Linked DNA regions of Homo sapiens: regions 2, 3, 4 and 5 are each linked to region 1. Evidence: chromatin contacts called from ENCODE Hi-C or POLR2A ChIA-PET data. All regions are on one chromosome and are shown on one strand. Each heading gives the region's core, a stretch centred on a gene start or an enhancer-like site at or near the end of the contact. The rest is flanking DNA. Distances are from core to core; before and after follow the strand shown. Region 1 holds the start of ABCD3 (ATP binding cassette subfamily D member 3). Region 2 holds the start of BCL10 (BCL10 immune signaling adaptor). Region 3 holds the start of ODF2L (outer dense fiber of sperm tails 2 like). Region 4 holds the start of CLCA4-AS1 (CLCA4 antisense RNA 1). Region 5 holds the start of LMO4 (LIM domain only 4).

The links. Hi-C counts contacts between places; a loop is a spot of excess contacts on that map. ChIA-PET counts read pairs that join two places held with the same protein, here RNA polymerase II (POLR2A). Pooled maps may share reads with other maps.
Region 2: a map of CD4-positive, alpha-beta T cell shows a loop between it and region 1 (8-fold over the local background). The contact joins the promoter of BCL10 here to the promoter of ABCD3 in region 1. A Hi-C loop is called at or near these places in 1 of 168 maps with a recorded cell type or tissue (CD4-positive, alpha-beta T cell) and 2 of 50 pooled maps. POLR2A ChIA-PET finds 5 or more read pairs at or near these places in 1 of 52 experiments (CD4-positive, alpha-beta memory T cell).
Region 3: a loop to region 1 is called in a map of CD8-positive, alpha-beta T cell, with 6 times the contacts of the local background. The contact joins the promoter of ODF2L here to the promoter of ABCD3 in region 1. A Hi-C loop is called at or near these places in 2 of 168 maps with a recorded cell type or tissue (CD8-positive, alpha-beta T cell and naive thymus-derived CD4-positive, alpha-beta T cell) and 5 of 50 pooled maps.
Region 4: a loop to region 1 is called in a map of CD8-positive, alpha-beta T cell, with 9 times the contacts of the local background. The contact joins the promoter of CLCA4-AS1 here to the promoter of ABCD3 in region 1. A Hi-C loop is called at or near these places in 3 of 168 maps with a recorded cell type or tissue (CD4-positive, alpha-beta T cell, CD8-positive, alpha-beta T cell and naive thymus-derived CD4-positive, alpha-beta T cell) and 5 of 50 pooled maps.
Region 5: a map of B cell shows a loop between it and region 1 (12-fold over the local background). The contact joins the promoter of LMO4 here to the promoter of ABCD3 in region 1. A Hi-C loop is called at or near these places in 2 of 168 maps with a recorded cell type or tissue (B cell and CD8-positive, alpha-beta T cell) and 4 of 50 pooled maps.

The regions. Positions count from the first base shown.
Region 1 is chr1:94,415,876-94,420,899 of GRCh38, reverse strand. It overlaps ABCD3 (ATP binding cassette subfamily D member 3), which reads right to left and starts at 2,511. Exons shown (of 23, transcript NM_002858.4): 1 at 2,312-2,511. The coding sequence starts at 2,421. RefSeq lists enhancers at 1,920-2,059, 2,531-3,322 and a silencer at 2,390-2,769.
Region 2 is chr1:85,274,070-85,279,093 of GRCh38, reverse strand. It overlaps BCL10 (BCL10 immune signaling adaptor), which reads left to right and starts at 2,462. Exons shown (of 3, transcript NM_003921.5): 1 at 2,462-2,798. The coding sequence starts at 2,742. It overlaps BCL10-AS1 (BCL10 antisense RNA 1), which reads right to left and starts at 2,736. Exons shown (of 2, transcript NR_045484.1): 1 at 2,297-2,736; 2 at 1,006-1,453. RefSeq lists enhancers at 2,162-2,864, 2,070-3,269.
Region 3 is chr1:86,394,240-86,399,263 of GRCh38, reverse strand. It overlaps ODF2L (outer dense fiber of sperm tails 2 like), which reads left to right and starts at 2,941. Exons shown (of 17, transcript NM_001366781.1): 1 at 2,941-3,231. RefSeq lists an enhancer at 2,967-3,016.
Region 4 is chr1:86,703,243-86,708,266 of GRCh38, reverse strand. CLCA4-AS1 (CLCA4 antisense RNA 1) reads left to right here and starts at 3,774. Exons shown (of 5, transcript NR_135837.1): 1 at 3,774-4,660. SH3GLB1 (SH3 domain containing GRB2 like, endophilin B1) reads right to left here and starts at 3,691. Exons shown (of 9, transcript NM_016009.5): 1 at 3,296-3,691. The coding sequence starts at 3,367. RefSeq lists a silencer at 3,038-3,527 and enhancers at 3,352-3,853, 4,418-4,487.
Region 5 is chr1:87,326,912-87,331,935 of GRCh38, reverse strand. LMO4 (LIM domain only 4) reads right to left here and starts at 3,056. Exons shown (of 5, transcript NM_006769.4): 1 at 2,692-3,056. RefSeq lists enhancers at 1-573, 574-1,212, 882-2,427, 1,993-2,568, 2,569-3,146 and silencers at 266-625, 1,992-2,081, 3,005-3,434, 3,685-3,854.

The sequences.
Region 1 (5,024 bases), core at 1,262-3,761:
CTAAAACCAACCTACTATTAACAACATAGACAAAAGAAGGCCAAGTAGCCACAGTTTCCTTAATTAAGCACCAGATATTAAAATTAATCAGTTCTGTTACCAAAGATATTCAAAAGCCCACTCAAATATAAAGTTAGAATCTTCTAATCTTCAAACTGTGATACCAAAGGTGGTGACTAAAAGATATTTGTAAGCTTCTGGAAGTACAATATCTACAAAAATACACTCAATACCATTTTTAATGGTTTCAAAATAGTTCAATCATTTCACCTCAACAATTTAAACTTCATGATTATCTGCTCAGAATCTGCAATCTCCTCCAACAAAATACTGTGTAAAATAGAGATTTTCCCCACTCATCCCAATGCAAAAGACTAATAATAATCTTTTGTTCAGTACATCTCCTGCTAAAGAATTTAATCCCCACAAAAGCTCACAAAGTTTCTCAAAAAAAAATTTTTTTAGGCATTTTACAATGGCAAATGAGGAGCTAAAATTATTTAATAAGACAAATTCTATTACATTATTTTACTTCTATCGCTACTATTTCCCAATAGATTCTGTTTAAAATTTCCCTTAGCAATAATCTATGGTCTTACAAACTGGTTTAGTAGTTAGGTGGACTGTGACTGGATGGGGGCATGAGGAGAATTTCTGGGGTGCTGATAATGTTCTGTTTCTTGATCTGGGTGCTGATTACACGAGTGTGTTCTACTTGTAAAAATTCTTCAAGCTCTATGTGTACTATATGTATGTGGCATGTATGTGATACTATATCACATATACATATAATCATAAAAGTAATCCAGAACTTGTAGGGCTGTCCTCGAGTCCCCTCCTCCATATTAAAACACCTGTTCTATGCCCTGAAACACTTCTTTGCAAAAACAGAATTCAAGTTAAAGGACCTAACATCTTCTTTCTACTGGCATGTTCCCAGGTAACAGGTAACTTCTATTTGCAACTGGGAGTTCATACAAACCAACAGAAAAACTTGCTTTTTATTTTCCCAAATTAATCCTTTTAAAAGCAAACTGAATAGAAGAAAAATGAGTAAGCGCTGTTATTGCCCAGACTATGCTGCAAATCATTTTCAACTCTGTTAAATGGATTTAGGAAGGAAAAGAAAGATCATCACTTCAGACTCTAGTAAGATAAAAACAGAAGGCGGCTAGAAAGAACTTAATGGAAAGGGTACTATAAACTAGAAGTCTATTTGTGTTTTAGCCCAAATTTTACTACTAATTAGATATTGTAGGCAAATCAAACACGGGAGGCAACAGTACCTGCTCAGAGGAATGAATGAAATAAAATTCATGAAAGTAGTATGTCAAGATTTAATACGAAATATTCAATGACTGGCAAGAACGCTTGGGAAGTAGCCTTTTCTCTTTCACTTGTCCAGCAAATAAAAATTGCATGTATGTGACATACATACCTGTATGTCGCAACCGTAATTCAGCTCTCTCTTTTTTACTTTTTCTGAACTGATAACCTCCCAAAGTTAAATCTAAGCACTGAAATTCTCCCGCGGTGGAAGCAGTGGCGTGTCATTAAAAAGGAGCTTGATCCTCACCTAAACCACACTCTCATCTTTCACCTACAGAGCCCAGGAAGGAAAACATTTCCCTCTAAGTCCGACAGAACCGATCCAGCCTTTCCGGATGAAATGCCACCGACCAAATGTTCACCGACCAAAGGGTTCACCGACTCCAAGGGCTCACCACTTTAGACGGCAATCCTGCCAAGTGGACCGGGAATAGTTTCATAGAAGCCACCCTCGCGACTTTCAATAGCAGTTAGTCGGGAATCGAGCCAAACCTCGTCCAAGTGACTTAGACACCAGCCTCCAGCCTGGCGAATCCAATCCCCATCCTCAATCACACATCCACGTCCCCAAAACAAATCCTTCACGGTCTGAAGATGAGATGGCAAAACCAGAACACACCCAGAAAGTTGACACAGAAGGGGGTGATGTAGGGAAGGGGGTGGGGGACACACCGCATCCCCCTCCCACCCCCAACTGGAGGCCGCTGCCTGAGTGCTGGCTGGGCGCCGGTTCGCCCGCGGGCACAGAAGAATTCGCACTCCCGGGGTGGAGCGAGGTCGCCGGACAGGCCAGCTGGGACCGACGCCGTCGTGGCGGGGACTCGCGGACACCCTGACATTGAAGTCCCACGGCAGTCGCGGTCGGCCCTCTCTCCGCCCGACCCCGTCGGGCAAAGAGACCTGTCGGCCGGGTGGGGAGAGAGAGCGCGCGGGGAGCGCCCGCTCCAGCCCGGGAAAGCTGCACGGCTACGGGCCTTCTTACCCGTGCAGGCCGAGGGCGCGGCGCCGCTTGTGGAGCAGGCAGAGCAGCAGGAACGCGGCACCAGCCAGCGAGGAGTTTCGCGCCGTCAAGTACTTGCTGAAGGCCGCCATGGCACTGCCGGTACCAGCGAGCCGGCGAGGGGACGCGGCGGCGGCGGCGGCGGCGGCTACCTTACTGCACGCAGCGCGGGGGAGACTGGGAGGAGAGCAGAGGGCGGGGCCGGCCGCGCAGGACCGCCCCCTGGCTCGCGCCGCCGCGCCGCCCGCGCTCTGGAGCCCACTTTGTACTTTGGCCCGGCGGGAGCGCGCTCGGCAGCCTCCGTGGGCGGAACAGTTCCCGGGACGCGCTCTGCGCACGCGCGGACTCCTTCAGGGTCTCCGGAAACGCGGCGCGGAGGAGCTGTTGCTACTCAGCCCTGCGAGGCGTCAGTGCTGCCCCTGCCTCACCCCTACCCTCCCACTCTTCGCGCGCACACCCCGGCTTTCACAATAACTGGATGAGCGGGCCTGGCCTGCAGCGACGACCTAGTGGGCCCTGCCTCTCCACTCCCGCGGTGATGTACCGTTACCACCCTCTTAAAGGAGCCCAGGAAGGAGGCGGACGGCCCCGTCACAGAGCGTGTAGGGAAAACACAGCACAGTGATTATCAGGACGAAACCAAACAATCGGAACTCCGCAGAGGTGTAGGGAGATGTGAGGAGAATGACACAGATCAAAGAGCTTTTTCCAAGCCAGTATTTTCCAAACCGCGGGTTATAATCTCTAGCGCATTGTGAAATTGGTTTGGTAGATCGGGATCATCACCCTCCGTTTTTAATAAAATTGAGAATAGAACAAAATAGAAAAGTTTCACAGTACATCACGTAGTAAAGGAGTTGTTTAGAGAAATTTCGATTTCAGTGTTTTGCACGTATGTATCGCCAGCGGCGATGTAAAATGTATGCAGATCTGGTCAGAAAAAAGTTTGAGAAACACTGTTCTTTGCAAAGGGACATTCAGAAGTAACAATCGTGCGTTGTATTAATGCTGGCCTCACTCCCAGAATCAGAAGGGCTTTGCAGATTACAACATTCTTCTCCTGTCTGACCCTATGTTGCAGGAATTGTTATCGCCAGCATTGAGCCTAGCATATATACAGTAACAGTGAATCGCTGTTTTCAGCTGAGGAAACTGGAGAAAAGCAAGTGTGTCAGAAAATAAGCTCATAAAACCTCGCATAATGCACATACATATTAAAGTAGCCTACAAAGTAGTGGTGCTGTGCCCTAGGTGTTTTCTCAATATAAATGAGCTGTTGCCTAATACAGGTTATGAGGATCACAAAGACGAGGTACAATAATGGCATGCGTATAGAGGTGCTCAACAGTGAATTCTAAATTATGCAGAACTGAAGCTCCTACTAATTCACTATTTGTCATGTGGACATTTTCATTACCTGGAGGGACAAAAGGTTTTGGCCCTCTGAAAGTTAACTGAAAACCGCTGACATAAGGCAGATTAATAGAAGAAAAAATTAATAGGAGAAAAGGCATACAAATTTAATGTGTATACATGGGAGCGTTCAGAATGGAGACCCAAAGATACTTGGAAAATTGTCCATTTTTGTGTTTAGGTTCAACAAAGTATGGACAGCTATGTAGAAATGTGATTGGACAAAAATGGTATAATCTAATGCTAACAGACTGAGTGGGGACACCCAGCAAGGCCTGTCTAGATTCTTCTTGGCCTTCTGAGCACCATTCCTTCCTTCTGGGTATAGGGCAGGAATGGAATGGAGCTCTTAACAGCCTACAGTCAAACAAGGCAGGTCAGATAATTTCTTTATGGCCAGATTTTACAGAAAAAGGGGGAGGGAAAACTAGCAAAATATGTTTAGGCTTTTATGGCTGGCTTTAGGGGATAGAGGTTCTGGTTTCTACATCTTGTCTTGAGGAATAGGGATCCTAATATCTATGGCTAGCCTAGGGAAATACGGGACTGAGAGACAGGAGGGCCAGAGTAGGGCAGAGAACTTTTGCTACTGAGACCTTCATTTTGGAGTATTGTGTTGTGAGCCCCAACGACCTCACATAATTTACGTAATTAAGTATGCCTGGCACAGATAACACAAGGATGAACAGATCATGGAGATCATATTCTCCAGAGGCTGTTAGAGAAGAAAAACGTGTAAAAAAAATCAAGTATAAATGTGGTAAGTACTATATTAGAGATATGAACAAGGTGCTATGAGAACACAAACATGAAAATATTTAGTTTTGTCTAATGCTTTCAATAAAGGCTTAAGGCTTGACAAAGGTGATTCTGTAGCTAAATTCTAAAGGACCGCAGGAGTCACTCAGGAGGACAAAACAGGAAATTACTAATTCAGTAATAAAGTGCTAGAAAAGAGTTGGGAACCTTGTGAGAAAGTAACGGTATCATCTTAGAGTTTGTAACAGTGAAGGAAGTACAAGCAAGATTAGTCAAAAACAGTCTAGAAAATAGATTTCAAAACAGTCAGAGGAAAGATAGAAATGATCTATTGACAAAACATTCTAAAAGTTACCCTTGTTCAAGAAGCATGGGAGATTCTAAAAAATTACACTAGTTATTCGAGCTCAAATAATTTTAGCTATTGATAAAGCCCATCTGACAAAAATCACCAGGACCAAATCTGGAACCCATTAAGTTTATTAATTTGCTACAGCAAAAGATACTATACAGCAGAGGAATT
Region 2 (5,024 bases), core at 1,213-3,712, 9.1 Mb after region 1:
CCTTCCAGTGGCTTCCCGTCTGACTCAGCACACCCATATGACTCAACACACAAGGAGATCATCTCCTTCCAGTTACACTGAGCATTTTTATTGGTTGCTGACTGTACTCATAATGCTCTCTCCTTATATCCACACGGTTCACTCCCTCACTTCCTTTAAGCATAAATCAAATCCCTTATCTTGGTATTGACAAGACAAGGACAGACTCCTCCAAAGTGAGCAGGGAGGTCATGACCACCCTAGCTTAAATTTTACCAATCCATACAGCCTCATCCTACTTCCCTGTTTTATTTTTTCCTCTTAGTATTTATCATCTTCTAATAAATTAAATAACTTAGATATAGCCAGGCGTGGGGGATCATGCCTGTAATCCCAGCACTTTGGGAGGTTGAGGTGGGCAGATCACCTGAGGTCAGGAGTTCGAAACCAACCTGGCCAATGTGGTGAAACCTTGTCTCTACTAAAAGTACAAAAATTAGCTGGGCGTGGTGGTGTGTGCCTGTAGTCCCAGCTACTCAGGAGGCTGAAGCAGGAGAATCGCTCGAACCCGGGAGGCAGAAGTTGCAGTAAGCTGAGATGGTGCCATTGCACTCCAGCCTGGGAAACAGAGTGAGACTCCGTCTCAAAAAAATAAATTAATTAATTATTTTTTTAAAATAACTTAGATATAGCCGGGTGTGGTGGCATGCGCCTGTAATCCCAGCTACTGGGGAGGCTGAGGCAGGAGAATCACTTGAACCTGGGAGGAGGAGGTTGCAGTGAGCAGAGATCGTGCCACTGCACTCCAGCCTGCGTGACAGAGCGAGATTCTGTCTCCAAATAAATAAATAAATAAACTTAGATAAAATTTTTCAAGTGCCTACCTCGTCTGCCCCAAACACAAATAAACTAGAATATAAATTCCATGAGGAAAGAGATTTTTATTGGTTTTGTTCACAGCTGTTTTCCTAGCACCTAGAACAGTGTCTGGCACATAGTGGACATTCAAAACACATTTGTTAAATGAAAGGATTCATCCTAAAGTTAAGGATGGTTCAGTAAATCGGATGGAAGATGATGAAAAATTAAGCAATTAGAAAAAAACTGTCCTTGTGTAATGTGTCAACATGGAAACAGGACATAATGTAAACATCAGAATCCCTTGCTGTGATTCTGGTTTTTGTGGCTCTGGTTACATTGTTTTTTTGTGTGTGTTTTTTTTTTTTTTTGCTTTCCCGTTTCTTAAACATTGGCGTTCCCAAGTTTCTCCTTGGTCCTCCTGTCATTTTTATCTACTCTCGTAGCTTCAAATACCATCTAGTTTATAGTTTATTTAGCATGTTGTCCAAGCCACCGTCTTGGGCCCAGGGCTCTACCTGTAGCTTTTCATCCACACTTCTCAGGTTGCTTCTTACACAGCGCCATAGTAGTTAAAATACGGTCTGGGGATAGTCGTCTCTTCATCAGTCTCCCCCTATAAAATGGAGGACTCATAGTATAAGTTGCCTAGAACATATTAGTAAGGACTCAATAAATGTTTGAGTAGGATGAGCTGGGTGGCTCATGCCTGTAGTCCCTGCACTTTGGGAAGCCGAGGCGGGTGGATGGCTTGAGCCCAGGAGTTTGAGACCAGCCTGGGCAACATGGCGAAACTCCATCTCTATAAAAAATACAAAAAAACTAGCTGGACTCCCAGCTGCTTGGTGGCTGAGGTGGAAGGATCGCCTGAGCCCTGGAGGTGGAAGCTGCAGTGAGCCGAGAATCGCACCACTGCACTCCAGCCTGGGCGACAGAGTGAGATCCTGTCTCAATAAATAAATAAATAATCAGTTGAGTGCATACTGTGTGCCCAACTACCTTTAAGAACTTTACATATGATCCCGGCAGCCCTAAAAGGTAAGCATATCTATCTCCATTACACAGATTAACTAATGAGGAAAAGCTATGTTTATAATGAACAGTGACCAAAAAGTATGCAAACGTTAAATGAGGTGTTAAAGTGGTGGGATTGTAGGTGGTTTCTTTTTTTCTTTCAAAAATTTGTTTAGTATTGTAGTTAGGCTGTTTGTGTGTATGCATGTGTATGTGTGTATGAGTGCGTTTGTGTGTGACCAAAACAGTAACTGGCAAACGTAACAACAGGAAATTGTAGGGCAGGGTCTGGGAAAAGGGGAGGAACCCAAGGTACTGACAAGCCCAGACCGGACTCCCCCGAAGTGAGCAGGCAGCAAAGGCTGAGAGTGCCAGCTGCCTGGGCACTGACGGACCCCACCCACGGAAACGATGCCTTATGAGGAAGCTAACCCGGGCCACTTACCGACGACCTGCGCAGGCGTGGCTTGAGGAAACGCCCGCTGTGGGCGGAGCCACCCGAAAGGCTCCGGTCGGGGGCGGGAACAGGATCGGCCCGCGGGCTGGCGTCGATAGGCTGCCGCAGAGACAGGGCGGGCTCTGCTAAGCGACGCGCCTCGCCGTGGGGCGGTGCCTGCGCCTGAGCCTCTACGAGAGGGAAGGAACGCTGCTCCGAGCTCCGCGTCGCGTCGCGTAGATTCGCGTCGCCGTCGACCTCAGAGGCGGGGCCGGAAGCGCTACGGTTTGACCCCCGAGTCCCTCTGTTCCCGAAGGGGCGGCCGTCTTTCTCCCGACCCGCTCCGCCTCCTCTCCTTCTTCCCCATTACCCGGAGGCCGAAGCCCCCAGCCAGGGCGGGGCGGCGCAGCCCGAGCTCCCGGACCCGGAAGAAGCGCCATCTCCCGCCTCCACCATGGAGCCCACCGCACCGTCCCTCACCGAGGAGGACCTCACTGAAGTGAAGAAGGACGTGAGTAACGCAGCTGTGCCCAGGGCGGGCGGGGGCGGGCTGCAGCCCAGCGGGAGACGAAAGCGGAAGCCTGGAGTCCGAGGACAAGGAGGATCCTCCAGGTCGGAGGAGCGGAAAGTCCTAGCACAGGAGGACTGTGGCGAGCCCTGCATCCGAGGGACCTTGGTGGCAGTGATCCTCCAGTGATCTGTCAATCCAGGTTTTACATCGCTAAACGCAGAGCTTGGGCTTTGTTGCCAAGTGGTGTTTTGATTCTTGCCCACTCCTCACCCATCTCCTCATGCTTTCCCCCCAACTGGGTTCTTGGAGATGCTTCGTTAGGGACTGGCGGCTCAGATTCATCCTTAAGTCAGGCTGCCTAGGCTGCTCACTCAGCCTAGAGCGAAGGCTGTACCAGGTGAAGGATCCCAAGCAGTGGACCAAAAATGTGAAGCTCTTTTGCATAAGGGGGCTTGAGGAAGCTCAACAGCTGAAAGCACAACCTGGAATTCCCCTAGTAAGCAGACGCCCACATATTTAAATTGGGGTTGGGGGAGTGAATACACGTAGCTGAGAATTAATGTACAGGTAAACGTCGAAAATATTCAGTAGCTAAATTATGCTCTTCTCGGATGGTGCAGAACCACATAAACCTTCATATTTATTCGTAACGAATGGCTTTGTTGAGATATGACATTCTTTTTCCTTTGCGTTTACTTGTTTTGTCAGATGAGACCTATATGAGTATCACTAAAATACTTTATCTGAAGTCAAATGAAAAACAGAAACTCAACATGAAACGTGTTCTTATTGAACACTGCAGTACTTTTACAAAGTCATTTTGATGAACTGGACAGGATGGCAACTTTTTAAATGTTCATCCACTTCAAATCCCTTCCTCTTCCCTGTAAGGTTTATTACACTGTACTCACAATTGGTGTGACTCACCAGCAGAAGGAAACTGGATATGACTGGGAGTTGTGCTTAGTTTCCTCATTCAACAGAGATTTATGGAGCACTTGCTATATGGAAAGCACTGGCCTTGGGTCTGGAAGGATACAAAAAAATGAAGATCAGTTTCCTGCTTTACATTCTAGTTGAGATAAGAATGGAACATAAATAACTACTGTAGAATAAATGTTGTCTTATTCATGGTGAGTGCCAGTAAAACCTTGAACTTCCAAGAGCTAGGCCTCCTATGTTCCAGATGCTGTGTCACACAGTTTACAATGTTCCCACTTAACCTTCGCAACAACCTCTAAAGAAGATAATTGCCATTCCCATTTTACAGCTAATAAAACAGGAACTGAGAAATTACAAGTGGAAGGAAATAAGATCTGTATACAAGTACAGATGTGAAGAGTGGCTTCCAGGTCTTTGTTCTTCTCTGTCAATTCATTGATGTTATCTGTCTTCAGGATTTCATTTTACGCCTATATCAGAAATAAATAACCTTGAGGAAACCATGGATGGGTTTCAAAAGGTCTATGAAAGAAACTATGTGCATGCTTTTTTCTTAGAGGTTTTTTTCATGATATTTTCAAAATGTCTTCTGATCTTAGAGAGTTTTAAAATTATCCACATATTTGGACTTTTCTCTCCACTCTAGGTCCTTATTTCCAAATGTCTACTGGAAATCTACTTTTATATCCTACAGATTGCTCACCTTGTCAAATATTGAACTTTTACTATCCTTTTCCCAAAGTTGCTTACTGTTGCTGCTGTATTGCCTTTCTTGATGAATGGTGTGCTACCACCCTTTGTCTTGGGACCTCCCACTTCTTTAGTGTCTCCCCCTCCTCCTATCTAGTTATTTGCCTCATTGTGTTAGTTGGATTTAGTACAGTTTAATAAATATGGATTACATGCTACTGTGAGGCTGATACTGTGGTTGGTTCTAACAGTTCAAAAATTAAAAATGAAAACACAATCCTAACTTGAAAAGAGCTCAATTTCTTGAGGGGGATTGTTTTAAATCACAAAATAAGTGCAGTGAGTTTTGCATTCAACTGAAACATTAACTACTTGGTGCCCTAGTAAGTGCAGGATATACAGTGTTGGCTAAAACATACCTCGTAGCTGCCTGCTTCAAACAGAGACGTTAGTTTAAAACAAATAAATAAATTTTGTTTTCATTATTGCAATTACTATGAAGGAATCAAACAGTGCCAAGACAATAATAGGGGAAATCGACTTGAGATAGGATGGTCAGGAGAGGTTATATTTAAACTGATTCCTGAAAGATTT
Region 3 (5,024 bases), core at 1,692-4,191, 8.0 Mb after region 1:
AGGATGTCCCGTGCATTGCAGATGTTTAACAGCATCTCTAGCCTCTACTCACTAGATGCCAGTAGGACACTTGCCCTTCCTCTTTGGCTGTGGCAAAAAAAATGTCAAGAACCACTGGTCTAGATCTAAAGTTAGATCCCAACATGTTCCAGGGTATAATAAAAGATCTGACCTGGGAGAAGGGTTTCATACCAAAAAAGTGCAAGATTTTGCTTATTTATATTGGCAGAAGACTATAGAAAATGATAATGAATTCCAAGTGTGGCAGACCAGGGATGAAGGAATATTTTTGATGAGACCAAGATATTAATATGAATACATTTACCAGAGACCATAATTCACTGTTCTTGCTTTGAACATCTAGGAGTGGCTGTCAAGGTTTGCTCAGTTGGTTGATTGAAACTAAATAAAGTTGAGATGTTAGAAATCTCTTGATTTTAGAGGATTGAATTAAAAGACTTAGGGAAAGGGGTAACGAAGAGAGGTTGATTAATGAGTGCAGACATACAGTTAGATAGAAGAAATAAGACCCAGTGTTTGACAGATAAGTAGGGTGACTATAGTTAACTATAATCTATTGTATATTTCAAAATAACTAGAAGAGAACAATTTGAATGTTCATAGCATAAAGATAAATATTTAAGGTGATGGATATCCTGACTATCTTGATTTGATCTTTACACATTACACATTCATATAAATGTATCCAATTATCACATGTACCCTGAAAATATGTACATCTAGTATGTATCAATTTTTAAAGAAGACTTAGGGAATAGTACTGTATGAATGGATTTATCATATGTTACCCAGTCATCTCCTTTCAAAGGTGTTCTGAGAGGGCCAAAGGACCTTCTTTTTACTAAAGCATTGAGAAAATATAGGGAATGCCAGAATCCTTTAAAAGCTCTGTAGCTGCTATTCTATAAGCCTGGGGATAAAGATGCTGCCATTGCATGAAATCCCTAATTCCCTAATGGAAATAGTAAGATCCCAAAGTGATAGAGGCCAAGTGATACCACTGAGCCATCAGAGATGAGATATCTGTTGATACCATGATACCAGCAGGGTGTATCATATTGTTTGACTAAGGGGGATCTTTAGGAGTTGATAATTAATCACTGCCCCTATAATTGAAATGGATAGTCTGCTAAGATTCTACTTAATTTGTACAGCAAAAAATTTACCAGAACTAATGAAGAGACCTGAATGTCATAACCTTAAAGGAGATTTACAGCATCTTGACATTGGCTTTTTGACTCATGGCTATTATAATAGGAAGACAAAGTGGAAGCCTTTGGAACTGCCCTTATCTACTAAAAGATTAAACCAAAGGCAATACCATAGTCCTAGGGGAATTCCAGTGATTAGTGGCACTATTAAAGAGTGCAAAGATGTAAAGGTGGTGATTCTCCATCACACTTTCATTTAACCTTCTGTTTGTCCTCTGCAAACAGGTTATCTAAAATGTTGCTTTTTAATTTTGAAGTATTATTTGTATTCAAGTATCTTTATTCTATTTCATTGCCTGCTATTTTTACATTCTAGTCCCCATTTGTTGCCATGAAGATAGAAATCACAATTTCTACCCAACACTGTAGTGTTGCATCCTGCACACAAACGTACTTTAGTGAGCTCATATGTTTATGTTTATGTATCATCTATGGCTTTTCTTGGTAAGACAATGGCAGAGTTAAATAGTATCACAGAGACCATATGACCTGCAAAACCTATTAATAAAATATTATCTGGCTGTATGAGCACATTTTCATACTGCTATAAAGAATTGCCTGAGACTGGGTAATTTATAAAGGAAAGGGGTTTAATTGACTCACAGTTCAGCGTCGCTGGGGAGGCCTCAGGAAACTTACAATCATGACGGAAGGTGAAGGGGAAGCAGGACACCTTCTTCGTTAAGGAGAAGTGCCCAGTGGAGGGGAAAGAGCCCCTTACAAAACCATCAGATAGCTTGAGAACTCACTAGCATGGGGGTAAACGGCCCCCATGATTCCATTACCTTCATCTGGTCTCTCTCTTGACACGTGGGGATTATGGAACTGCCCCCATGATTCAATTACCTTCACCTGGTTTCTCTCTTGACACGTGGGGATTATGGGGATTACAATTCAAGATGGGATGTGGTCGGGGACTCAGAGCCTAACCATATCACTGGCCCTTTACTAAAAAATTTACTAATTCTGTCTCCCGCTTTAAATTATGAAAGGGACAATTACAGTACTGGTGGAAAAACATTGCTGGAGTGCTTTAGTGAAACCAATTATTTAGGTAGCAGCATGCCACGGTTATGGCTTAGTTGACAGTTACTCTACTTGTGAACTTCATAGGTTGGTGTACGATTCTTAACATGAATATTAAGTAGAGGCATTGAATGAAGATATTTTTCCAATTAAAATCTTGCTTTGCTTCTTCAGGACTTTATAAACCAGACCAGCTGGCTGTGGCACAGATACGAAAGACTTTGAGACCCTGAAGGCACCTTGCAGAACATCCTCAGGCTTCCTCATTTAACAGGAAAAAACCTGAGGCCCAGGGAGGCATCTCAGCTAAAAATACTACTATACATTTAAAAGGAGGTTTCTTCCGGTCGCAGTTGCCTTCACGTTTTCAAATCTTCTCTTTAAAAAGCAAAAGCAGGGCACAACCAGGCCAAGCGCCAGAAAACTCGGAATTGGCTTTATTTCCTTTTTTTCTAGTTGGGCTCGGTTATGATTTTCGGTAACGTACACAAATGCTGTCCTTGTCCATAAACAAACGCTTAAAAAAAAATGTTTACCCGAGAAACAAGGATAGACACGAAGCTGCCCTCCCTGCCCCGTTCCTCACCCTCTCCAATAGCTATAGGCGCTGCCCGCCGTCCCTAACCCGGACCAATCGGCAGCCTGCTGCGGGCCTGACGGGAGGGGTGGGGCCGCCGTTGCCAGAGAAGCCACTAGCCGGTTACTAGCTGCGCTTTTGTTCCACTTGAGCGGGCACTCTTCTGCGGCAAGCAGGTCTAGGAATTCGCCTGGTTCCCACCTCGCGTCCCTTGCCTTCCTTCCTAGTCTACCCACTGTAGTGCCCCCTGCGTCCCGCTCCCTCCTAGCCGACTCAGAGCACAAGAAGGATTGCCACGGTTTCCATTGCAGCAGCCGTGGCGCCTCTGACCCTTTTTTTATATCGCGGCGACGGCGGGCTGTCGTCACGACGACGTGCGGACGCAGCGGCGGGGGCGTAAGTACGCCTTTTGGGTTGGGGGCGACTTTGTGGGGAGCCTAGCTGCTGCTGGGCGTTTACCGCGGGAGCCCTTAGCGGTCTGGAGGTGAGGGCAGTGGTGGGTCCCGGAAGTAAAAGGCCCTCGCGCCCACCCAGCCCCCTCCGCGCAAACCCTCCACCTCCCTCAGGCTGACTACCTGGCCTGGGAAAAGGGCGGCGAGACTCACTCTTAGGAAGGGTGTGGTCCCCGGGACATCAGGGCAAATGTTAGCGTGAGGTGGGCTTGTGCAGAACGAAGTCCTGACCGGGCCGTTCCTGGATATGGTTGCATTTCTTTCAGAAATAGTGACCTCTTAATCATTGGGCTGGTTTTTAATCGCCCATCATGTGATATATCAGATTGTAGGAAGCCCTGGGGGCTTCGTAAGTGAGGTATATTACAGGAATCCTCAGGAAATAATTCCTTCTCCAGGATTCCTCTAGGTTCCAGCCCCTATAGGCGACCCCTGTAGTGCGGGATTGACCTAGGGTCGTGGAGAGTGCTAAAGGCCGACTTGTGTTCAGTCCCAGCTCTGCCACTGAACCCGCTGTGTGGCCTTGTCTAGGTCACTGAACCTTCCTGGATTCCTTACTGATAACTGTAACAGTAATCATCACTTTGGGGTGGTTGTAATACGAGATTAAGTAAACGCAGGGCCATTAAGGTGGCACCGAATGTAGGTGGTTAGTGAGTGGTGGTGCTTGTTGTTTACTGAGAATAACCATACTGGGGCTGCTGTTGGGGATAAAATCTATTTCGAAGACAGTTTCCTCATCACGCAACGCATAGTACGGTTTCAAGTGTTTTTGAATGAATGAGGTTCTTGGAGTTTTAAGTGCAACTGAGTTAAGGTTAAAGAAACAAACCGGGCCGGGCGCGGTGGCTCACGCCTGTAATCCCAGCACTTTGGGAGGCCGAGGCGGGCGGATCACGAGGTTAGGAGATCGAGACCATCCTGGCCAACACGGTGAAACCCCGTCTCTACTAAAACAAATACAAAAAGTTATCCGGGCGTGGTGGCGGGCGCCCGTAGTCCCAGCTACTCGGGAGGCTGAGGCAGGAGAATGGCGTGAACCCAGGAGGCGGAGCTTGCCGTGAGCCGAGATCGCGCCACTGCACTCCAGCCTGGGCGACAGCGCGAGACTCTGTCTCAAAAAAAAAAAAAAAAAAGGAAAAAGAAACAAACTGCAGAAAACCTGTCTGCTTTTGAAATTAGTTTGATATTCTGCTTATAGTAAGAATGTCATGATCATGTTTATGATTTGCTTTTTGCTTCTCTTTTTCATCTTCTTATTTCACAATGGATGTGTATTTATAGTGTAGTTTTTCTATCCCAAAAGTTCCTTGTGACAAACTTTAGAACAATGGAATTTAGTGATCTGGTCGCGGTCTGCTCTCTCTCTTTAGAATTGTAGTCTGTGCTTTTAGCTAGCTCATTCATCACTCATTTCCTTGTCCAGAACAGTTTTCATCTTTTGAATCTAAATTGAACTTATGAGTATTAAAACCTGACTGAATAAAGGCAAGTTTGTGTGTTACTTTTTGCTTTGTAGATTTTTATATTTATGTTTTAGTATCTCATGGCTTTTTTTTTTTTTTGAGATGGAGTCTCGCTCTGCCGCAGTGGAGTGCAGTGGCGCGATCTCGGCTCACTGCAACGTCCGCCTCCCGGGTTCAAGTGATTCTCCTGCCTCAGCCTCTCGAGTAGCTGGGACTACAGGTGCCCACCACCACGCCTAGCTAATTTTTGTATTTTTAGTAGAGATGCGGT
Region 4 (5,024 bases), core at 2,525-5,024, 7.7 Mb after region 1:
TACTTTGGCATTATACTGATGTCAATGCAATTTAATGTAGGAACTCAGTGATGAAATAAATACTGAGATGAGAAAGCAGTGTTTTGTTGAAAACTACCACACAGCATTCCAAATTTCACATGTTCTATTTTAGAAGCATCCTTTTTTTCTTACAAATTTTATCTTTAAAAAAGTATTATGGAAAATGTCAAACATACAAAAGTATAACAGTATAATGAAACCTCATGAACCCATAACCAACCTTCCACAACTATCAACATTCCGTTGCTGTTGTTTCAGCGACTTCTGTTTTTTTCTTTTGAAATATTCAAACGCTAATCTCAACTGGTGTGGTGGCTCACACCTGTAATCCCAGCACTTTGGGAGGCCGAAGCAGGTGGATCCTGAGGTCAGGAGTTCAAGACCAGCCTGACCAACATGGTGAAACCCCATCTCTACTAAAAATGCAAAATTAGCTGGGCGTGGTGGAGCCTGCCTGTAATTCCAGTTACTTGAAAGACGGAGGCAGGAGATTGGCTTGAATCGGGGAGGCGAAGGTTGCAATGAGCTGAGATCGCGCCATTGCACTCCAGCCTGGGCAACAAGAGCCAAACTCCATCTCAAAAAAAAAAAAAAAAAAAAATACCCTGTAAAAACCAAATCTCAGATATGATATAAGTTTATCCATAAACATTTCAGTATGTATCTCTAACAATTACAGACACATTAAAGAAGTCTGTTTCTCCTAAAATTTTTCCCTTAATAAACGGCTCAAGCCAAAACCTTGGAGTCATCCTTAACTCATCTTTCTCTCATACCTCACAGCCAATCCAACAGCCAATACTGGATAATTTGGAACCTTCACTGCTACCACTGTAATCTAAGTTACAATCGCCTTTTACGTGTATTATGGCCACAGCTCCTTCATTGGTCTCCTTAATGCCCCTGAAACTTCAGTCTTTGTACTTCTTCCTGCTGCCTGAAATACTTTTATTCCAAAAAAAACTAGGTCTGTCACTTCCTTGAGGTCTCTTGAATTTCATCCTATTAGAAAGACTTGCCCTGACCATCCTATCTATACACGATACTAATGTTAGAAAATACTAATAAAGATATTAACAACCACCATCTCTGCGTTATTCTATTCTTCTGGCCATGATTTTTATCACCACCTGATGTATTTACAAGCTTATCTTCCGCTACAATGTAAGCTTCAGGAGGGCAGACACTTTGCTGATTTTATTCACTGCTGTATCACCAGTGTCCACAGTAGCCACAAGCAGACATCAGACATGCAGTAGACACTTAAATATTTAAAACTGAAAAGAAAATTATTTGATGGCTAACAGATTAGCATAAAATTTAAAACTTTTTCCTAAAGAATTTGAAACAAGGAATTAAAATTCTTTGGGAAGTACACATTTTGAGAGCTTTGCTAGATTTAATTTTTTAAATTGAGTCTATCCACAATTTAAATCAGACTAAATTCTAGTAAATGTGTCCTCTTTAAGGGGTGTGAGTTATACGTCTGAAACATATTTAACTGTATTTAAAAGAGTAGCATTATACAGTGTCAAATCCTCATAAGCATCTAGAATTATAGGTAATGAGCACTAGGACAAACAAAAATACCAAGGGCTCTAGTCCTCTATTGCAGTCAATGTTAAAAGTGTACAAGTGTCTCACACATCAAAATTCATTTCACACCCTCAATCACTCATTCTTCTTGCACCTTGTCTTTGAACTATTAGAAGCTAGTGAATTTAAATCAAAACATTATTTTAACTATAAAGGCTCAACGTCTACAATATATCATATTTTAGGGAAGGAAGGGAAGAAAAGGGTTAAGGCAGCTAGCTTATTACTCACCATGCAGATTTTAGAACTTAGAAATCAAAAGCTAGAAGGAATTTACCATCTCTAAAGTGTTACTTGCTTGTTGATATGGAAATGCTCAGATTGAACCAGATGATTTTTAAGGTCTCTCTAGGCCACAGCATTCTATTATTCTAGCTATCTTAAATCTGGAATGCTTATCCCGGAAGAAAAAGCAGCTGGGAGTACTAGGTCAGACAGCACCTGGTTATTTACTAGTTGTGCAAGTTTCTTAACCTCAGTAAGGCTGCTTCCTCACATATATAAAAGGGGTTAATAACATCTATCTGGCAAAGTTATGGAAAAGACTGGAGATAATATGTCAAATGCATTACAAAGTGCTTGACAGGTTTTTCATAATATAGGCAGCTATTACCTTGCTCTAGCTCTACTACTCTTTTGCCAGGGATAGTGCAATGTAGGATCAACTGTGCCAACAAAATTGGGGCAAAGGCAAGGAAAGTAGTAAAGCCACAGAACAGATTTACATTTCAGCACCAATTTGGTATGCATATTAGAAAATTATTTTTGTTTTCTTTTTACAAAAGAGAATGTTGTTGCTACCGTGACCGTAAACACCAGATTGTTTATAATTCATGTTGTGAAATTTACATCTGTTCACAGATTTACTGAGTTGGCATAACATGGGTGATGACTGTGGGAAACGGCCCAAGTTCCTTAGTACTGACACTTCCTTGATTGTAGAATATCGAGAGGTAGTCAACTTTTCCCCTTAAAGTATATTTAAAACATACTACTGTGACTACAGCCATAACAATATCCCCGCATCTCTCCTTGATCTACAGCTGGTGCTTCCCATTTTGAAAAAGAGTGAAAACCCCCCAACCCTAGGTTTCTTGTGGTCTTGGCAAAGTCTCAACGCCAACTGGCGATCTCCATTTCCCCCGCGGGCTGCCAAGCCCAGGACAGTCCTTTCAGGGAGAAAGAGGGCCGGAGGGAACTGTGTTGGCAGCTCTCTGGGTTGAAGGACAGGAAAAGGAAACTCCCTTCTTGGACTCCGAGGGGAGGGTGAGAGACGAAAGGAAAGGGTGGGGGGTAGTGCAAGAATGGCCTGTGTCTCGGTTACCGCAAAGGACTCGCAAGCCTCCGCCAGCCCCGGGGTGGAGGCCACAGGAGCACTGACGTCGTGGTATCAGAAAGGCGGACAGTGCAGCCTTAGTGTTCCCCAGGGGTGGGAGGAAGCTCCCGGCCCCGTCCCCACCCCGCCTCGCTTCCCAGGGAGCGGCGGTTGGGCAGGAGCGGGGCAGAAATCCGCCGCCGGGCCCGGGGAGGGGACCAGGCCGCGCCCATCTCCCAGGCCTCTGGCTGCAGCAGGCCCGCTGGGTGGTCGGCGAGGCCCGGGGGCGCCGCGTCGAGCTGCGGTCCCCTCCCTCAACCTTCCCGGGCGCCGCCACCCCTTTTCCCCCCAGCACCAGGGTACCTGCACGGCGCGACTGAGGAAGGTGCCTGCGTCGGCCGCCAGCTTCTTCACGTTGAAGTCCATGATATTCATCCTAGGCGGCAGCCGGGCGGAGCCGGCCGACCTAGCGGCGGCGAGGCGGAGGTGCCGCGGCCGGGCTGGGGCGCAGGGCTAGAGCGGCGAGGGCAGACGTGGTAGGTGGAGGGAGGCGGCGCCAGCCCCGCAGCCGCAGCTGTCGTTTCCGTGAACGGGGAGGATGAAGGCGGGGCGAGGGAGGAGAACAAGCGCGCGGCGGCAGCGCCAAGGATGGGTCAGTCGGCTCGGAGAACGGCCGCTAACGTCGACGATGGGCCCCGCGGGCGAGCCGGAGATGGACGGGCGACCCCGCCGTGTGGACCCGGGTCCCAAGGGAAAAACAAGCGCGGGCCGCGGGGCGGAGCCTTTCTCGAGGTTATCGCGGGAACAGCGACCCCTTGAGGATTGCGGCGGCGCAGCCCCGGGGCGCGCCGGGAGCTCCGCCCGGCTCCTGTGGAGGAAGCGGCGAGGGCGAGCCGCGGGGTCTCGGCGCCTCTGTATGCTTGCACTTAACGAGAACCCAGAGCGAACACGACCCACATTTCTCTTTTTGTTTTAAGAGGAAATATAGGAGTTACAGCATAGAATTACAATATCTGGACATTAGAAATAACAGGTCCCGGTCACGGTATGGCACCGCGCGACACACTTGGTCCCTGAGGCCTGGATGCCGCTCAGCAAACGTTCGCGGAATAGGGTTGGGTTTACTGTCCCCCACCGAGCCGGTTGCTCATTCATTCAGCATAATTGAATACCTCCTGTGTGCCAGGCACTGAATCAAGTGTCGGAGACAATGTCCTGCCCTCAAGCTCCTGGCCGGTTACTTGACAACCTTCCGGGACCTCAACGCTATGTGCCTACTGTGTGAAAGCAAAGTGCCAGGTGGAGGACACAAAGATGGCGAGCGACACAGGATAGTCCTTAACAATTAAGCGTGACTAATTTTAATAACAAATGAGAATATGATGTGACATCCGTTCCAAATCCTGTCGTTCCAAGTAACTTCTTAAGCATCTTTCACGATACAGCCTCTGCTTGAAAGGAATTAAAACAGGTACAAGCATGGAAGGAGACGTTGCTATCATATTTCAAGAATAAGAAAATGCTGTTTTGTGTGGTTGTGCAGCAGGCAATGAAATGAGCTTACATTCAAGCTTCCGTGTTTTACTGAAACAACAGTCACAGATGCAGTAGATGTTAAAGGTTGAAAGACGAGTGCAGTAAAAGCATTATGAGGACAAGAAGAAAACGTAAATATTTGTGTTGTTTCATTCTTTGTTGTGGTGGCAGAAACAGCCCCCTCTTTCTAAGGTAACTCCAATATAATGATCTCTCCCAGCTTTGAAATACTCCATGTCTGTTTCATTTTCCAGAAATATGGAAAAATGAATATATAATAAAAAACCCTATTTCTCATTTATTGTCTATTTTAGATCTTTATGTGGAAAAGCACTTACTCTCTTCCCAGAGCACTGTTTTTAAAGTAGGTATATTTGCCATAACCTATGCTCGTCTCTACAAAAGGATCACACCACCGTGTCCACCATTAAAGGGGAAATTCTTTAATGGTGGACACAGTGGTGTCCCTGAATCCTCATCCTCAAGTGTTTCAATCTTCCCAGTCTTGGGAAAACAACAATGTTACTTCTTTCTTTTGCACCCTCTGTAGCTGTAA
Region 5 (5,024 bases), core at 1,807-4,306, 7.1 Mb after region 1:
AGCAAGCCCATTCCCCTCCTCCCCGCGGAGCTGCTGGAAGGAAACAGCAGGGCAAGGGCGGGAAGGAGGCTGAGGGGGAGAGGGAAGAAGGGAGGCTCGCCGGCAGCAGCCGCCTGTTTACTTTTCTCAAGCTTTGTTCTGGGGCCACGAGCTCCTCTCAACTTTCCTGCGCTTGCCGCCGCTGACAATTTCAGCTCCGGTACTGTCAAAACTCCGAGAGCAGGCTCCGCTGCGCGCTCCACCCCTCGCGGCACCTCCTCCCAGCCCCCGCCTCCGCCCACTGCCCCCTCCTCCCCTCCTCCGCCGCCCGCCTCCAGCAAATGAGGGTCAAACCCACCCACCGCCGCGCCCGGCCCCTCCCCAGCCCCCGCCGGGCCCCGGGACAGAGCCGAGAGGAGTGGGGAGGCGGCGGCCCCGCCGGAGCCTCGTTCCCTCCCGGGTTCTGCCCCGGGAAGTGCAGCTGCAGTTCACAAGTTGGAAATAGTTCGGTTTTCCGAAAGGGAACGAGGGAGGGACCGGCAGACGGGAGACGGAGAGCGTGGTGATGGGAGGGAAGGCAAGGTGACGGGAGGGGTGGGTGCAGTGTGTAAAGTTGCGAAACTGGTTTTTCGTATTTTAAGCAGCACCTTTCACATGCCATTGTGGTGACCGCCATCTCCCATTATTGTTCCAAATCTCATTTCATTTTGAAGATCAATGAGTGTTTTCTCTGGGTTTTCAGGACACAGGCAAGAATAATAGATCATTGAACTTTAGGATGCCTGTTAACTTCCTATACAAACACTCTCCACTTTGGTCTCACTAATCTGCCCTTGATCAGCAATTTAAATGCTAAAGCTTTGTTCCTCCAAAGGGCGGGGGGGGGGGGGGGGCGGGCGGCGTTACAGATAATGTGCGAGAAGGCACCATTAAGGGATGCACAAGTTAAATTCGAGCCCGTCCTGCTGTCACCAAAAACTGCTTTAAAAAAGAATTCCCCACTCTAATGAATGCCACAAGAGATGCAACTGGGATATAATATAGGAATCAATTTATAAAGCTTAGCCTAAACCGATTAATTTGTTGCCTTCAATCCCGAGTCCAATAAAGTCCTAGTGTTCCTCTAGTCACTTATTCTGTAAAAAGATCAAGTTATTTACTGCCAATTAAGCAGCCTGTATTGTCTTTGTCCTCTGTAAGCTGAGAGTGTGGGCTCCCCCTGAGGCTCCCGGCTATCTGCTCAAGACATTCAGCTGATACCTCAGAAGAAGGCGAACTTTGCCTGTACCCGGCCCAACTTGGCTGCTGCAAAAAAAACGAGGAAGGAACGAAACAAGGACTCGGGTTCCTTAAATAGGCCGATTTTAAACACATTTCCTCCGAAAGAGTCCCGGAACGTGTGTCCAGTGACCGCACAATAAACCAGAATAAGAACTGCACCAATTAAGCTGTAACAAAACCCTGAGACTTTGGAAACAGGACCACTCTAAAACCCATTAGCATTGCATTTATCCGAATGCATCATACCTTTATGTAAATTGATTTATCTGATGCATTTACTCGAGGAATTGCTTTTTGTTACAATTTCAGCCCTAACCCAAATGAATCTGCATTTCCTGCCCTAGATCTTTAAACTGTTTCCCCCAACGTTTTAATCGCTCCGAATTCCTTTTTAAAAGGAGAGTGAGGGAGGAGATTCCAAGCTCTTCCCCGCCCCCATCTTTAGTGAGAGGTAAATATATATGTATTTTTTTTTTGAAAAGGAAACATTACACTGAGAAAAGCATCCAGTAACCCCATTAGCTAAAGCTCTTAAGGACAAGCAATACCTTAATGCTGATTAAATCTAAAAGAGATGAATCAAGAAGACTGACCAGAAACTGACTCCCCTGATAACTAAGGACGGGCCCTCATCAAGTTTCATTTAGAGTTGGAAAAAAAAAAAAAAAAAAGAAAGCTTTTAAGTTAAATAGGCTTATACTCTAGTAATTACATAGCCAAGCAATTTAGGTCCTGGGATAGTCAGTGAAATAGAAAGCAGAACTGGCAGCTAGAGGCAAAATCTGCCCCCCTTTAACAACGTCTCTGGTGTTTTTTAATGGAGACCAAGGGAGGGACAAACGTAACGCTGGCAATTTGTAGTACAAAAATGGATGCTTAATTCATGTCTTGATTTTAATTAGGTGATTCACCGTATTTCTCCTGGATTGGAACAAAAGACTTATAAGCCAAGAAGAATTTTTTTAAAAGAACCAGCAATACCGAATCCTGCTCACTTAGATCCTTCCTGCCACTGTTTCAAAAATAGTGTTTACTAGAAGGGAGGGGGGGTATCGTGACTATCCCCACCCCCACCCCCCCAAACACACTACTTCTCATACTTAAAATCCTCATCTAAGCACCCCTTGCCTTTCCCTTATGAACTAGAAATATCCCCACCCCCTCTACGGTCCCCACCAGCCCCGTTTCCAAGAAGAGCCCTTTTGTAAGCAGGAACCGCTACAAAGCTGGCGGCCCGGGGCTGCCCTCCGCGCTAGCTCGCAGGCCGGCCTCGGTAGTTTCAGACTCGCGCTTTATCTAAGCCGACGTATTGTTTACTTGCAATTTGGGACGGTCAGGGGAAGGAAGCCAAAGAAAACAGCCCTGGCCCGAATCGACCCCCTCCCTCCCTCTCCCACCTCCCGGCCCGCGGCTCTCCACCCGCCCCCTTACCTGCTTTTCCCCTATATTGCAATATTGCGAGAGGCGGCGGCGGTGAAATGCGAGCGAAGCCGCTCGGCTTCCAGGGAAGGGGCGCCTGGGCTGGCGGAGCTGGAGGGAGGGAGGGAGTTCTCGCAGAAGCAGGAAAGGGGAGGAGGGGGCTAAGGGCGGCTTTTTTTTTTTTTTTAAATCGCGTTGCTCTGGGGCGGGTTGGGGGGCCCCCGCGTAAGTGCCGGGCGGCCGGGAGCAGAAGTGTCAGTCTCAGTCTTCGTCCTTCTCCGCCTCCGACTGCGCGCGAGCAGCTGCAGGAGCCCTCGGCCCGCGCGGCGCGGCTTCAGGCGCGGCGCAGCGGCAGCAACTGCTGCAATCGCTGCTGCAAGTTTGGCAATGTGGCTTCACTTTGTATATTCCCCCGCCCGGGGGCCCCCGCCCCCGCCCGCGCTCCTCCCGCTCCTCCTCCTCCTCCGCCGCCGCCTTCCTCCCTCCCGCGCGCTCGCTCGCTTGCTCGCTCCGGGATGGCAGCGGCGGCTCGGCTGAGCTCCCTGCACCTCCGGCCGGGAGCAGTCGCAGACACAACAGCCCCGGGAGCGGCGGCGGACGGTGCGGAGGCCGGCAGGCAGGCGCACCCAGGCGTCGGGGGCTGCGGCCGGCCGGGCCCGGCGCGCTGGAGCCTGCGCCGCTGCCGGGGCTGTTGCTGCCCGGCTCGGAGGCGGCGGCGGCGGCGGCGCTGGCCTCTAGCCGGCTCGCTCGCTCCCTCCGCGGCTCTTACACATGTGTTACTGACAGAGCAAAATCCCAACTACTCCCCGGCTCTGCCTCCGACGTCAGCGACCCTCAGCCACTGGGCGGCCGGATTGTTCAGGCGGAATAATAAAACCTGCCAATCCGGGGAAGGACAAAGGGATGACTGAAACGAGACTCGGGGGGCGGGAGAGAGAGCGAGGCGGCAGAGCTGGCCGACAGAGGAGAAGGGAAGGGCCCGAATCAGGTGGGGTGAAGTGACCCGGGCGCCTGGGGCCGGGGACCCGCTTGGGCTGCCCTTCGCGACCCGGGATCCGGAGTCGAGACGCAGGGCGGGGCCTCACCTGCCTTCTCAGCGCACGGGGACCCTGAGGACCCGCGCCCGCTCGCCCCTCGGGGACTGCCATCCCCTCTATCTGAGAGGAGACCCTTAGGAAACTTACCATCTTTCTCAGAAATGGGTCTCTTCCTGTTTGGGAAGATAAGTCCTGCATCTTAGGGCAGTGGACTTCTATCCCCTCACGCACAAGCACACAGAAGAGGATTTTTGTTGTTGTTTCTTTAATTCACGATATTGGAGATTTATGAACCGTAGTGGAAGCTTAGTTAACAAGGTAGAAACATAAAGGAAATAATAGTTGCTAGCTAAATACTGCCTACTTAGCCTCCCTCATACTCCCATTTTTCCGAGTTTGAAAGTGCCTAGCAGGCATTTCCTGGATCCTTGTCAATTGCTGGTGATGTAGGGAGCACAGTCCTTATTTTCAAAGTTGACGAAAACTTAAGGGAGAAAGCCTTTCCCGACTACCCTCCTCACTGTGGAGGATGAGAGGCGGAAATTCTCACAGCCCCCAAAAGCAATGGAAGTAATTGCAAGATTTGCAATCTCACAGCCTCTAGAGAGTAAGAAATGTCACTTCTAGTATAAATCAAGTTTTGAGGAATGCTTTTAGGGTGCTAGCCTGAGAGTCTTTTTCCAAGGCCGAAGCACAGCCTAGATGCTTGAATACCTAGGCATTCGACTTTATCTACTCTGCCAAATAGGTTAAATAAATCTCCAGACTGAGGCTAATATTAGGCCTGATTATTGTTAGTAAGTTCCAGAGAGATTTTTCTGGTGGAAATTATCATGAAAGTGCAAAGCCCTTCTGCTAAGTATCATTAAGTAAAACCAGCCTTGTGGGGCAAGTTTTCATATTGTGTTACACACAGTACTGCTAGATTGAGGAAAGGAACCTGAAGGAGAATCTGGCGAGACAATGCAGATGTTGAACATTTAGGGTTTTAGTGTCTATTTGGGGGATTTCTGTCTTTCAAACCATCAAAATTAATAAGGCTGCATAAGAAAGAATAATTATTGCCCATACAGTCAGGTAGAGGGCATTTTAAATATCAATTCAAATACTCATTTTTTAATTCTAGCACCTTAAAATTAAATGAATTAATTTTATTGATTTGTATTTAAAGTTGCACTGCTATGATGAATTCACCTTGTGCACATATAAAAAACTTTTTTTAAAAAAAAGTCATTAAAACTATAATAGTAATTAAAATGTCCTACACAGAAAACAGCTACAGATGGGCATGATTAAAGAGGACCAACT